Linked DNA regions of Mus musculus: region 2 is linked to region 1. The links are chromatin contacts, found by Hi-C or POLR2A ChIA-PET in ENCODE. All regions are on one chromosome and are shown on one strand. Each heading gives the region's core, a stretch centred on a gene start or an enhancer-like site at or near the end of the contact. The rest is flanking DNA. Distances are from core to core; before and after follow the strand shown. Region 1 overlaps Ttc23 (tetratricopeptide repeat domain 23). Region 2 holds the start of Synm (synemin, intermediate filament protein).

The links. Hi-C counts contacts between places; a loop is a spot of excess contacts on that map. ChIA-PET counts read pairs that join two places held with the same protein, here RNA polymerase II (POLR2A).
Region 2: a map of heart shows a loop between it and region 1 (2.3-fold over the local background). The contact joins the promoter of Synm here to the enhancer-like site in region 1. A Hi-C loop is called at or near these places in 11 of 37 maps with a recorded cell type or tissue (adrenal gland, gastrocnemius, heart and 1 more). POLR2A ChIA-PET finds 5 or more read pairs at or near these places in 2 of 5 experiments (Patski and embryonic stem cell).

The regions. Positions count from the first base shown.
Region 1 is chr7:67,707,475-67,714,052 of GRCm38, reverse strand. It overlaps Ttc23 (tetratricopeptide repeat domain 23), which reads right to left. Exons shown (of 11, transcript NM_001168475.1): 8 at 4,602-4,729; 9 at 2,550-2,699. It overlaps Gm34140 (a long non-coding RNA gene), which reads left to right. Exons shown (of 3, transcript XR_391564.4): 3 at 1-2,550. Among named protein-coding and RNA genes, the nearest start is that of Gm34140, 6.6 kb to the left of the region's middle. Within about 2 kb of position 3,617, at least 1 of the 3 ENCODE cell types and tissues checked has a DNase peak (open chromatin) inside an H3K27ac peak, as active enhancers do; it is heart, where a contact is called at or near this core.
Region 2 is chr7:67,756,512-67,763,089 of GRCm38, reverse strand. It overlaps Synm (synemin, intermediate filament protein), which reads left to right and starts at 3,348. Exons shown (of 5, transcript NM_207663.3): 1 at 3,348-4,271. The coding sequence starts at 3,462.

The sequences.
Region 1 (6,578 bases), core at 2,368-4,867:
GTCTGTCACTGGAACAAAGGACAGAGCTGAGTTTTGCTGAACAGCAGAGCGTTCTGAAACAACTGACTTAACGCTCCAGAGCCCAGGCCTTTCCCTGCGGACAACGTGATCTGCTAGTCTGCCGGGAAGACGAGAAATGGCTCGTCCACACCTGGCCACATCAAACTGTCCCAATCTCATGGTGGGAGACAACTACCAAAAATGAAAATGTAAAAAACTTCACGCGATTATTTTGCAAACTTTATACAAATAAATAAAAATCTGTAAATTAAGTAGTTAATTACTTAGAAAGCAAAATGATTCAATTGCCAATAGAAAGCTCCAATAGCCTGCTTTTTGTAGAATAGAGAAGAATTTAAAGGGATTTTTCCACAACAAAAGTACAAGCCCAAAGGGTCTCCTAAGAGATATAAATTTTTGGACACCATGCATTTGGTAGATGATGATAGAGACAAATTTCCTAATTTTTTGAAGCAAATGCAACAATTAATGCTTAAATATAACATACAAATATCAGTGCCAAAACCTTGAAGTAAATAATAGCAACAGACCTAATTCCTATGATTTGAAATTTTCCCTTGAGAAGCAACGTGTTGGCATTTTAACTCTCAGTGCGACAGGGTTGGGCAGTGAGTCCTGAGAAGGTCCTCCCCGCAAGAGTGGCTCAGTGCTGTTATCTTGGGAATAAGTTCATTGAAAAGACTGAATTCAGTCTCCCTTAGTTTTCTTTTCCCTTCCTATCTTTAACTCCCGTGTTTTGCCTTTGAATGAACAAAACAAACAGGCCACCAACAGATGTAAGCCTCTTGACTTTTGATTTCCCAAAGGTATGAGAAGGAAATTTCTGTTTTTATAAATTCCTCTGTCTCTGGATTCTATTATAAGAGTAAAAGTTAGTCTCAGAAAAACCATTTGCAAAAAATAATCCAATGTGATCAAGGGGGAGGATCTATTCCAGGAATGCAAGGATGGTTTAATAAGGGAACAACACATACCGTATGATGTGAATCTGAGAGGACTATGTGGCCAGCCTGCTAACGTTGAAAACAAAAACTGTAATAAAAATTGACATCTATTTCTAACTCTAAAAAGACTCAAGAAACCAGAAACCTCAGCATGATAAAAGTGCATAAACCTTAGTATTAAAGTCGACATCTCCTGTTTGTTTGTTTGATACGGGTTTCTCTGCATAGCCCTGGCTGTCCTGAAATTTGTTCTGCAGATCAGGCTGGAACCAGAGATCTGCCTGTCTCTACCTCCTGAGTGTGGGGATTAAAGGAACCTGGCCTGGAGTCAACATCTCTTGAATGAGGACTCTCTGGAGTTGTTTCTAGTAAGACTGGGAAGAAGGCAAGGGACCCATCACCTCCACTGCTGTTCAGTATTGTGCTACATGAGTGAGCCAAAGCAATTGGATAAAGGAGTTGGTCATAGAACTGAAAATATAAAGTAAAATTAAGTCTATTTGCAGATGATATAATGGTATATCTAGAAAAATGAGAGACTCAATGTTCAAATTAATTCAAGCAATAAAAACTAAGCTAGTTAGAGAGACTATAAAAGTACAAATCCCAATAATCCTTAGATACAGAAAAATAAGTAAAAGTGTGTAACAGTGAATAAATCTACACTTACAATAGTAGCAATAAAATGCACAGAAATGCACTTAATAAATACACACAACTTAGAGCCGGAACACTTTTCAGTGTGTATGAGAGAAACAAGGCAAACACGGACAGACAGGATAGCAGCCCTTGTCCGTGGGTAGAAAGACTCAACATCCCCAGGATGTCAGTTTTCCCAGAACTTACTTATAAATACTTTAATAAAAACAACAAGTATCCAGAACCCCTGATGTTTCAGGGAGAAATCCTGTCTTGCATTACCTCACATGAAATCATTCCACAGAATCCCTGTGACTCAACATGTAATATATTAATATATTAACACCTAAATAAATAGAGATTAGCAGGATAGAACAGAAATCCAGAAACAAGCTCAAGGGCCCATGGGGATTTGGCGCATGCCATCCTAAGCCTGTGACTGGAGCAGTGATGGGCTCTCTGTGACGCGGTCCCCGACAAACCTGTGCTCACTACATCTCTCCGACGGGGAGGTATTTGGGGAAAAGTTAACGTGAGACCTTATCCCATCTGCATAAAGTAGACTCCAGGTTCAGAAGAGGAGCAGAAGAAAACGTGCACAGTCTTTTGTGCTTCCTCCATGAACTGGGCACACAGGAAGGCCACAGTAACCAGGAAGTCTTAGTAAGTCACACTGTGAAAAACTTTACAATATTTGCATGATCAAACCTGACGGATAATTCAGTTTTTGAATGTATTTTAGAGGAACTCTTTTGTCTCCCAAAATGTTAGCTTAAATCTACCACCGAAGCAATGCCATCTTACCTGAATAAGCCATCATAAGTTTTCACTTAAAAGTGTGGTGGAGGGAAGAACTTGGTGGGGGCAGTGTGTGTGTGTGTGTGTGTGTGTGTGTGTGTGTGTGTGAGCTGTGCTTCATGTCAGCACTGGCTCCGCTTTAGTTACCTTCTTTAGCTTCGCGTACGCTCCACTGTTGTTTCCCTGCGCCAGGTCTGCCCTGCCCAGGGCCCGGTACGTTTCTGCCACCTCAGGACTGAAGTCACCAAATGCTCCTACTTTGGCTTCCAGGGACTCTCTCAGGATCATGGCCGCTCTCTGAGAAAAGGACAAAATGTGACGTGGTTTAAAAGTTCGAAGGACTGCTCAGTGCTTAAGAGCACTTGTTCCTGTTGCTGGGGACCCAGGCTCAGCACCCATATGGTAGCTCACCTCTGTAACTCCAGTTCCAGGGGATCCATTGCCCTGCTCTGGCCTCTGCAAGCGTCAGGCATGCAAGTGATACACAGATATACATGAGGCAAAACACTTGCACACATACAGAGATAGAAATAAGGGGCTGGAGATGTGGCTCAGCAGTTATAGCACTGGCTGCTCTTCTACGGGACTGCAGTTCAGTTCCCAACCCCTACATGGCAGCTCACAACTGTCTATAACTTCCGTTCTAGGGGATCGGACACCTTCACACAGACTTACATGCAGGCAAAGCACCAATGTACATAGAATAAAAATAAATTATTAAAAAAAAGAAAGCAATCTTTACAAAAGTTCAGGAACTGAGTAAGATCTGTACCCCTCTCAAGAAAAGTCATGAAGTTAATATATTTTTAACATTTTAGAGAAAAATATTCTTAAGGACTGGGCCACTGTGCTCTGGTTAGGTAGGAAGCAGTAAACAGCATATTTGGGGAGAGAAAGTACAAAATACGAAGGAAGGAAGACACCACAACGGCTCCAGCTAGAACTGGTTCCATCGAGTGGCAAGAGCAGATCTAGCCTGCGTGGAACCCTTAGGTAAACTGGGGCTCAGTTTATGTGTGGTCTGATTTGTTTAGATATATACAACCTTCATTTCTTCTTTCTGAACCAGGAGGAGGCCAAGGTACAGAGCAGCAATGGAGACCTTGCTTGTTCCGGCTGGGCTCATCAGTGGTGGGGCTGGGATCTGTGTCCCCTCCCCGGGGCCTGCTTAGGTGCAGGCATGCCTCCCTCTGCACTGTTGTCCTCAGATAAGAGAAAAGCAGGCTGCACTTGTGGGTCATGCTTCCGGACTTTACGTTCTCACACAGAAGGCATAGGAAGCCAAAAGTAAACACCCCGGGAGCACGATAAACCATTGTGTTTACTTTGTCCTATTTATCTATGCCAACGTGGACTAGAAAAAAATATATGTTGGACAGAAAACAGTATTTCCTGATATTAATTTTTGCAGATATCAAGACACATAGTGGAGAGTCTGTGAACTTCCAACAGGTCCTGAAATTCTCCCCAGATCTACATGAAAACAGTTTCAAAAGGCAAAACAAAGCAAAACCCCACCACCATTAACAACATAATTATGATTGCACAACACCAATGCCAAGTTCAACAGCCAGGACCGCAGAAAGGGCAGCCCTGGGGCACGTGCTGACCCCGTGCCACAGACAGGCGGAGGTGTTAATGAAGAACACCACACCATTTGTTGGCAGGACCATGAGTCTGGGACTGGTGTGTTAAATATGGTGATGTGCAGAAATCAATCTCCGAGGTAAAGCATTGTAACGGGCCAAGTATGGCCCATGAGAGTGCATGAGACTGGAGTCTCCATGCAGACCTGCCTGTACCCACCTGACCCAACACCTGTGTGCGAGGCCTTAGAGGAAGCAAGATGGAAGGTGGGGTCCCCATGGGATTTGACTGCCAGGCTTTGGGAACCCAGTCAGTGATAGTGAGAAGGGCTAGAGTCTTTCCCTGAATGAAACCTGGTATTGCTGTTTCAGCCTGACTAGGGAAACTTGGTGATCATTTAGAGTTGGATGGGCCATTTTCTTTCGAACAGTTTTGTTTCTAAGAGAAAGTACCTGGTCTCTGCCCAGAGTGGCGCCTTTGTTTATTTACCGGAGTCTCTCCCAGTCTAGGCCTGCCCTGTATACAGTCGGTGCACAACAGATGCTGGCAGAGGGAAGAAGTCTTTGGCATGCCATGTGAATAGCTTGAAAATCATGATCTAGGCTCACTTACTTCTTTTTGTCCGGTGGTTTGCAGAAAACTGCAAAACTCATCTTGAATCGAAAGGAACTTGGCTCTTTCCGCTCCTTCGGAATCCTTGATAGAAGTCATGCTTTCCTGAAAGTATTTCTCGGCCACATCTGAGAAGAGCGTAGAACAACAATTTTGAAAATAGCTCAAAGATCTGAGCAGAGATGGAGCAAACATGCTGTTAGTGATGGTGAACCATGAACCGTTTAAAAACGAGCATTTGGACCTGAGACGCCAGTTTAAGGGACTCTCCTGTGCCCATCAACCTGCCTGTGGTGGCAGAAACTAAGTTTCAGGAGGATGCTATAACTTGCTTTCCTTATTTTTCAGAAATTTTAGTGTCCTTAGTGATATCCAAAGCAAAACTAATGGGGTGAGAAAGGAGAAACTGTCCCCAGACCTGAGCATATTAGGGTATTGTCATGTTGACTGAGAGTTCATTATCTCTGCTTAGACATCAGTTACTCATCACAGCTCACATCGTTTTGTGGACTCTAGCTGTAATCTTGTTCTATATTTCTATAACACACACACACACACACATACACACACACACACACACACACATGCACACACGTGCACACACACACGCGCCAATAAACGAAACAAAACAAAAGAAAGTCTCCTTGATATGCTACTGAAGAACCCCAACCATTCTAAACCCTTAAACTCACTGATTAATAAAACAAAAAACAGTTTCAAGTAAATGACAATCAGAAAAGCAAGACAGAGAAGAGCCCAGGCATGGAAAAAGGAAAAGGAAATTAAAAACCAGAACTGTGACTACATACAGCCCTCTTGCTATACCAAGTCCTTAGCTAAAGCAACTTCAAGTGAGGAAGGTTAAGTTTTGCTCATATTGCTGGAGGTGTCGGTCTCTGACTCAGTGGATCTGTTGCTTCTGCTCTGCTGAGGCAGAGGGAGCCTGGGATGATGTGGCAGAGCATGTCGTGCTAGCTAGAAGTGAAGAGAATCAGGGAGAAGCTGGGCTCCCACATCACTGTCTAGAGGTCCTGCGACCAGTCAATAGTCCCACAGGCTGGGAGCCAAGCCTTTCACGTAGGGGCCTCACACAGTCAGGCTGTGACAAACAAGAGACAGTGGCTTAGCAGTCCACAGACCTATTAGAAAACAGTGTATTCACTCAGCACTGGGGTTTTCCGAGCTTGAACAGGACTAGGGATGAGGCCTGAAGCCCGTTTGTGGTAGGAAGCTCTGGGAAGCTCCCTGAAAGACGCCAGCATGGTGCTTCAAAGACAACTCCACTGCTCCTTATCCCTGAGGCTCTGGGCCAGAATCCTAAGTGCAATGTGAGATCAGGGGTCTCTTGAAAGTGACATCATCTCTTGGGCCCACATGAATCACATGGGCTTTTGTTGTTGATTTGTGTTTTGAGACAGGGTTTCTCTATGTAGCCCTGGCTGTCCTTGAACTCACAGAGATCAACCTGCCGCTGTATTCTAGAGTGCTGGGATTAAAGGCATGCACCACCAGGCCAGACACATATGGTTTTTTTTTTTTTTTTTTTTTTTTTTTTTGAACATAGAGAATTTTCTCCAGTTGGTGACAGAAAAAGAAGTCAGAGACCCTGGGAGCCACTGTGGTTGTGGTCTGAAGTGCCTCCCAATGGCTCATCTGCTAAAGGCTTGGTTTCCAGACTGGAACTATGAGAAGGTGGTGGGACCTTTAAGAGACAGATTCTAATGGGAGGAAATCATGCTACTACGGGTGGGCACTTGCAGGTGATGCTGGGGCCCCGGCTCCCTTCCTTTCTCTCTGGCTGCGATGAGTCAGTGGCTTTCTCTGCCATGTGCTTCTGCCGCTGTATTCAGCCTCCCCACGGGCCTAAAGCCACCCAGATGGAGACTTCTGAACCGTGAGTGATGCAGAGACTCTCTTGGGTCCTGTATGGAAGCATCACCTGTCAATAAAAAAGCTGATGGCCCTATTAGCTGAGGC
Region 2 (6,578 bases), core at 2,099-4,598, 49 kb before region 1:
ATCTCAGATACTTTTCCTGCCTGCATGCTACCATGCTTCCCAGCGTGACAATGGACTGACTAAACCTCTGAAACTGTAAGCAAGCTCTCCGTTAAATGCTTTCCTTCTTAAGTGTCGGCGTGGTCCTGGTGCCTCTTCCTAGCAACTGCACAATAATTAAGACAAGACCTTTTTTACATTCAAAGTGAAAAAGAAAATGTTTAATTCCATGGTGAAATATAACATATATTAATTTTCTAATATTATATGCCTTTATTTGCCCAGTTTAGATTACCTACTCTAATGAAAGAATGAAAACCAGAAACAAAGGCCACAGGGACTTTTTCTAGTCAGATATTAATAAAAAGTGCATCTCTTTCTATATTGTGGCACCTTTGAGACAGCTTTCACATTCTTATTATAAGCAATAGCAAAATATCCAATACTCCTTATATAATCAATATAATCAATTGATTCTTATAGAATATTCTTGTGGCTTTTTGAGGACTTGGACATTAGTGTATGGTTGCAGTTGATGAATAGGTATAGCATGGTATGAATTCTTGTTAATATTTTTGTTTATCAAGCAAGGCCAAATAGTGATGAATCTCCATTCTGAACTTCTTCGCTGGCCTGGATAATAGTTCTGAGATACTGAAAAAGGTGTTACCCTATTCCCAGTCCAATAGATACATCATAACACACTGCTAAGTTTAACCTGTAGTCTTTTGTTGTTGTTGTTGTTGTTTGATTGTTTTTTTGAGACAGGGTTTCACTGTGTAGCCCTGGCTGTCCTGGAACTCAGTCTCTAGACCAGGCTGGAACTCAGAGATCTACCTGCCTCTGCCTACCCAGTGTTGGGACTAAAGGTGTGCACTGTTGCAGCCACCACCTGGCTAACCCATCGTCTTAACAGATGCACACCAAAGGGAAGACTAAGGCTAGACAATCCACAAAGCAAGGTCCCAGCCAAAGATAACAAATCACTGGCTGATTTCTATAGTGCAAATATTCAACACCCTGACATGACATTCATGAACATTAACTATGTAGAATTTCAAGAACAGATAAGAAAATGCAGTTGAGTGATTAGGACATGTTACATTTTGAGTATTTATCTCCCTCTTGTTGTATTGTGAATTATAAGCTTGTATACTTATTTTCCACAGTAGCTGTGTTGACCCCATGGTTCACATGTAACAACTGGCAGCCTCACACAGCAGGAGACCTATCCCATACACCACTGCCAGGCTTCTGCAGTGGGAGACCCTGGCAGGAGAGCAGCAGGAAAGAGAGGTTGGGCTCACCTTCTCCCTTCTAGGGTATATTCTGCAGCTCTCCTCTGTCCAGAGGCCGTATCTCAGAACTCCAGGCTCCGCTAGCACTTGGGCACAAAGGCTCTTGGTTTGCTACTCCCTAGGTCACTGGTGCTTCTCCACCCCCACATCCTTCGCAAATAGCCCTCTCCTCCCTCCCACTTGGTTAGGCTCTTCTTTTTGAATGTGCAGCCTTTGCCTGCTCAGGTTGGCTCCCCTGGTCACCTCTAATATGCTCACTTCTTCCCACACTTCACAGTCATATATTTAAGGACACTAGCCCATGTCTCCGAATCTCAGTTCTGAGGATTAAGTCTGATCAGTGGGATATTGTTTTGCAATAGTAAGCAGTAGCACAAGTTTTTGACTTTGTCTTTCTTCTGCTAAGCTATGCCCCCAGAGCAGTCATCTCCTGAGAGATGGGTTTACAGCAGAAGTGAGGAGAAGTTTTGAGTTTTACAATTCAACACTCGGGGTGGGGGTGGGGGGAAGCAAGAAAAACCCAAGGAGTCAGAGCAAAGCAACCTCTTAATTGGGGCCAATGATGTGTGATGGCTCCCTACCTCTAGACAGAACTGGAAGTCTGGACATTCAATATGATGAGAGTTAACGGTTCCAGCTGAGTCCAGGTGACTCTGTAGCTGCCCTGTGAGGGTCGGCTGTTGTGGGGTGGTCAAGGCCAGGGCGCTCAGGATGAGTAATCTAGAAGGTTGAGTGATGATCACCAAGGACCAAAGTGTTGATGTGCCCCTGTGGATGGGAGAACGGAAGAACAGAGTCCAGGGCTCCCAGGCCAATGCCTTGGTGCTGAATACCCCCCACCCCCCTACTTAGGGCCACCTGTGCCTATTCCTGCGCTCTGTAATGCTACTGACTCTGGCTACCATCCTTTGTAACTGTCGTGTAATGCAATGAGATGCAAGTATGCACAAACTGAGAGAGCTGTGGTTTCTATGGCAATTAAACTAAGTGCTTTAAGGGCACACTGCTGAAAGAAGAGACAGCGGCCCCCCTCCCAGGCTGTCATAATGGGGGTGTGTATAAGGCAGTTGCAAAAGTCTGGAGAGATGGTAGGTGTCTAGAATGTTCTGTGCTCAGAGCACTTCAAAGTCTTTCTAGGTTCTTTCTCCACCAGAATGATGCTAATATTGCAAAGCATAAAGTCCCATGAAGGTGGTTTGTGCAAGTAAGAAGGTAACAGCGTTTCCCACTCTGCGTGGAAAGGAAATCTTACCTAAACATATAATATTGGCAAATGGAGATGCATTCATGCCAGAAGTTAAAAATGTATATGTAGGGCTGAAGACATGACTCAGTGGTTAGGGGCACTGGCAGCAGAGCATGTGGTTTCAATTCTCAGTACCCACATTTTGGCTAACAACTGCCTTTAACTCCAGTTTCACGGGGATTTGACGCCCTCTTCTGGCGTCTGTGTGCACCGTCGTGGTACAAATACATGCAGGCAAAACACTCACACACATAAAAAATAAAAGCAAAATTACTGAAATGGTCTTAGTTTAAAAAACATAACAGGTATATGTGTATATACGGATGTGCAATATACATGCGCAAAGTTGTTTTGTGGTGGTGGATATTGATATCCAGGCCTGGCATATTCTTTATCTGGCAAGCTCTTTATTGTTGAACTATAACTCTAGTTTAAAGAATACACCTCCTGCCCCTCATCTCCAGAGCAACCAATTAGAAGCTTCCTCTACGAAAAGGATCTCTCATTTAATGGCAACTATTTTTCATTAAAGAAAGCTGGGACTCAGGGGTGCCTTAGTTGCGCCCTAGGAGTAGCAACGGGGAGCCTCATAAGGTGTCCCAGATAGCCAGCACGCAGTAATCCGACAACCCACGTGGGATTACCCTGGGCCACCAGGGGGGCCAGTGCTGGGCAGCCTCGCCATGGCCCGATCTGTCCGGCAGGGGGCGCTGTCCGGCCGCAGTGGCCGCGCGGGCCGCGTCCTGATTGGCTGGAGGCGATGGCCCAAGTCCACAGCCGCGCGACCGGGCCACTAAGTGGGGAAGCTCGCCAGTCGGTGCGCCAGTCCAAGGGCCTCCGAGGCAGCGGCGCGGCGGGCGCGGCGCGGCGGGGCGGAGGGGACAAGATCAGGGCAGGAGGCAAGCGGCTAATCGAAAGGGTCCGGCACACCCAGCAAGATGCTGTCCTGGCGGCTGCAGACGGGCTCTGAAAAGGCGGAGCTGCAGGAGCTCAACGCCCGGCTTTACGACTACGTGTGCCGGGTGCGAGAGCTGGAGCGCGAGAACCTGCTACTGGAGGAGGAGTTGCGCAGCCGGCTGAGCCGGGAGGACCGCTGGGCTGAGGATCAGGCACTCTACGCCGAGGAGGCGCGCAGCCTACGACAGCAGCTAGATGAACTGAACTGGTCCACAGCCCTGGCCGAGGGCGAGCGCGACGCGCTGCGGAGGGAACTGCTGGAGCTGCAGCGGGAGGGTGTGGAAGCCGGCACTGCCCGCAGCCGCCTGGATGCCGAGCTGGGAGCGCAACGGCGGGAGCTAGAGGAGGCTCTGGGCGCGCGCGCCGCCCTCGAGGCGCTGCTGGGCCGGCTGGAAACTGAGCGCCGCGACTTGGACGCTGCCCACGAACGCCAAGTGCGAGATCTACGAGCCCGCGCTGCCAGCCTCACCATGCACTTCCGAGCCCGCGCCACCAGCCCCGCCGCGCCCCCGCCGCGCCTGCGGGACGTGCACGACAGCTACGCCCTGCTGGTGGCCGAGTCGTGGAGGGAGAGCGTGCAGCTGTACGAGGACGAGGTGCGCGAGCTGGAGCAGGCGCTGCGCCGCGGCCAAGAGAGCCGGCTCCAGGCGGAGGACGAGGCGCGGCTGTGCGCGCAGGAGGCAGACGCGCTGCGGAACCAGGCGCTGGAGTTGGAGCAGCTGCGCGCGAGGCTGGAGGATGAGCTGCTGCGGATGCGCGAGGAGTACGGGATGCAGGCGGAGGAGCGGCAGGTCCGTGGGCAGGGACCGCGCCCCTTCCCTAATAGCCTGTACACGCACCCCTGTGCACCCAGTAGGCGAGCAGCAGGGGTTCCCGGGACACCCAGCTGGTTCAGCCCCACCCAGGGAAGCGTACGCTGCCAGCAGCTTTGCTATTTATGAAGCGACGGGATTCTGGCATATAGCTAGTCTAAGAATAAGGGGTTGGTGCAATGATCCTTAAATCGGAGGACTGACGCCATGTGACAGGTCCCGGTGGCTAGCCTAGTGCCCATCATCCTGTTAGTTGGATTACCTTTAGATCCAGACGTGTCTAGGCACATCCTGATCAACGATCCTGTTAGTTCTGTTTTTGTTCTCTCCTCTCCTCTCCTCTCCTCTCCTCTCCTCTCCTCTCCTCTCCTCTCCTCTCCTCTCTTCTTTTCTTTTTCTTTTTCCTGCGCTTTTGTAGAGCTTGTAGCCTGAAATCCAAAACTCAGCCCAGACTTCAGACCTGGATAGGCAACACATTGAGAGGTTGCAAGGCACTGCCAAGTCCTCCCCAGGAGGCTCACCATGCTTAAAGAGGGCTCCAAGCACCTTTTTGTTTTGTTTTGTTTTGTTTTGTTTTTGTTTGCCAGAATGATTTCCCAGCTGGAGACAGCTGCTTGTAGCTCCTCGAGCAGATGTCTTATTTTTCTGGTTTTTGTTTCTTCCCGCGAGAGGACTAAGTAACTGTCATACAGAAAAAGGGTCAGAGTTGTTTTGCTCACAGTACGAGCTGAGGGCAGATCTCTGGGTTGTGTAAAAACCAGGAGAAAGCAGGACCCTGTGGTGAGATGTTATTACAACTACAGACTAATATAAACGGTTCTTATGTCAGAGCAGCTGAGCTCTAACCCTCTGACGATGTGTGCGGATACCTGTGGCTGATTTATTCTCTGGACGCTCAGTTTGGCCCTAGTGTTTGGCTCCCAACCTAGCTCACTCCCAGCCAGAATTGGAATTACTCCCAAATCACACGATGAGGGGCTCTCAGGAAGTTGGTCTGGAGTAAGATGAGCACAACTTCAAGAAATATTTGAAGAGAAGAGTTTGCAGCTAGGAGCTGAAGGTTGGAGATGTTGTGATGTCATTTTCTAAAATGTGTGGAGTGGATGACTGGGGTGATGTGACCAGCAGCTGGTAGTCAGCATCTCTTTTTTTTTTTTTTTTTTTTTTTTTTTCTGGTTCCCCAGCGATGGGCTAGGATTTTGGTAGCCAAAGAGCTGGAGAGTGGGTGGGAGATCATGGACCTTGAAGAAGCTCTGGCTTTAAGGTTCTTATAACAGCCTAACCTTTTCCCACTAATAAAATCTTCAGGAGCAAATCTGAGACAGAGAAGCAGAGTTCCCCAAATGGAGGAAAGACTAGGAATTGGAAGTATGTATAGAATCACTGTCCAGCCCTTCCACAAGGACTCCAGACCACTAATGAAGTCGTACCTGAGGTCACACCTGACTTGCAATAGGACCCCACCCTTGGCTCCCCACCCTGGGATCTCTCTGTTTCAGAGTTGGCTTTTCCCCCCTGGAAACAAGAGCAGGACAGTGTGAAGGACCTGGATTTCTTCTTCAGTCTCAATTTGTTTAGGTTTTTGCCTTTGCTAAATGTTACCAGCTGCAATCTTACCTGTATTGTAACTCTTTGCCCAGCTATCTTAAAGCAACTGCATTTCAGATTCCATTCTGAAACATTTCTCCCCAATCATAAACAGTGTTCCGAATTATATGAAGGAGAAAATATTGTTTCAACCCCAAGCCTTTACCATTCCCCTCCCCCCACCCCAAGTTTCTTAGATGCTCAGTCTGGAGGACTGAAAATATAAAGACTGGCTAAGCTGACTTTCTGTAGAAACGTTGCACTGCTAACAGCCTTGGGAGGCATCAGGCCTAGTCCATGTGTTCACTCTTAGTCCGCACACCAATCTCAGAAGGTGGATACTAACATGAGCCCTGTTTTACAGATGGTAAAGACGAGGGTGAGCCATCAGTCTATAAGTGGCCAAAACAGAGTTCCATCCAGGCTCATGTGAGCAGCTCACTGCTGGGCCATGCGTCCTCTCTTAAACCTTTAACTTTGCACAGGTCCAGTGATAACTGCTTTTTCTAAGGGCTAGCCCAGAGATAGCCTGCTCTCATGGAACCCGAGGGTGTTTTCAGACCCTTCATGGTGTATTATTCTAGCTTGTATTTTTATTTATTTATTTATTTATTTATTTATTGGCTTTTTTTTTCTGTATCCTAGTGGCAGGGGATGTTAGAAGACCTGCAAGGGGCCTGAGAAAGGCCTTGAAGATGT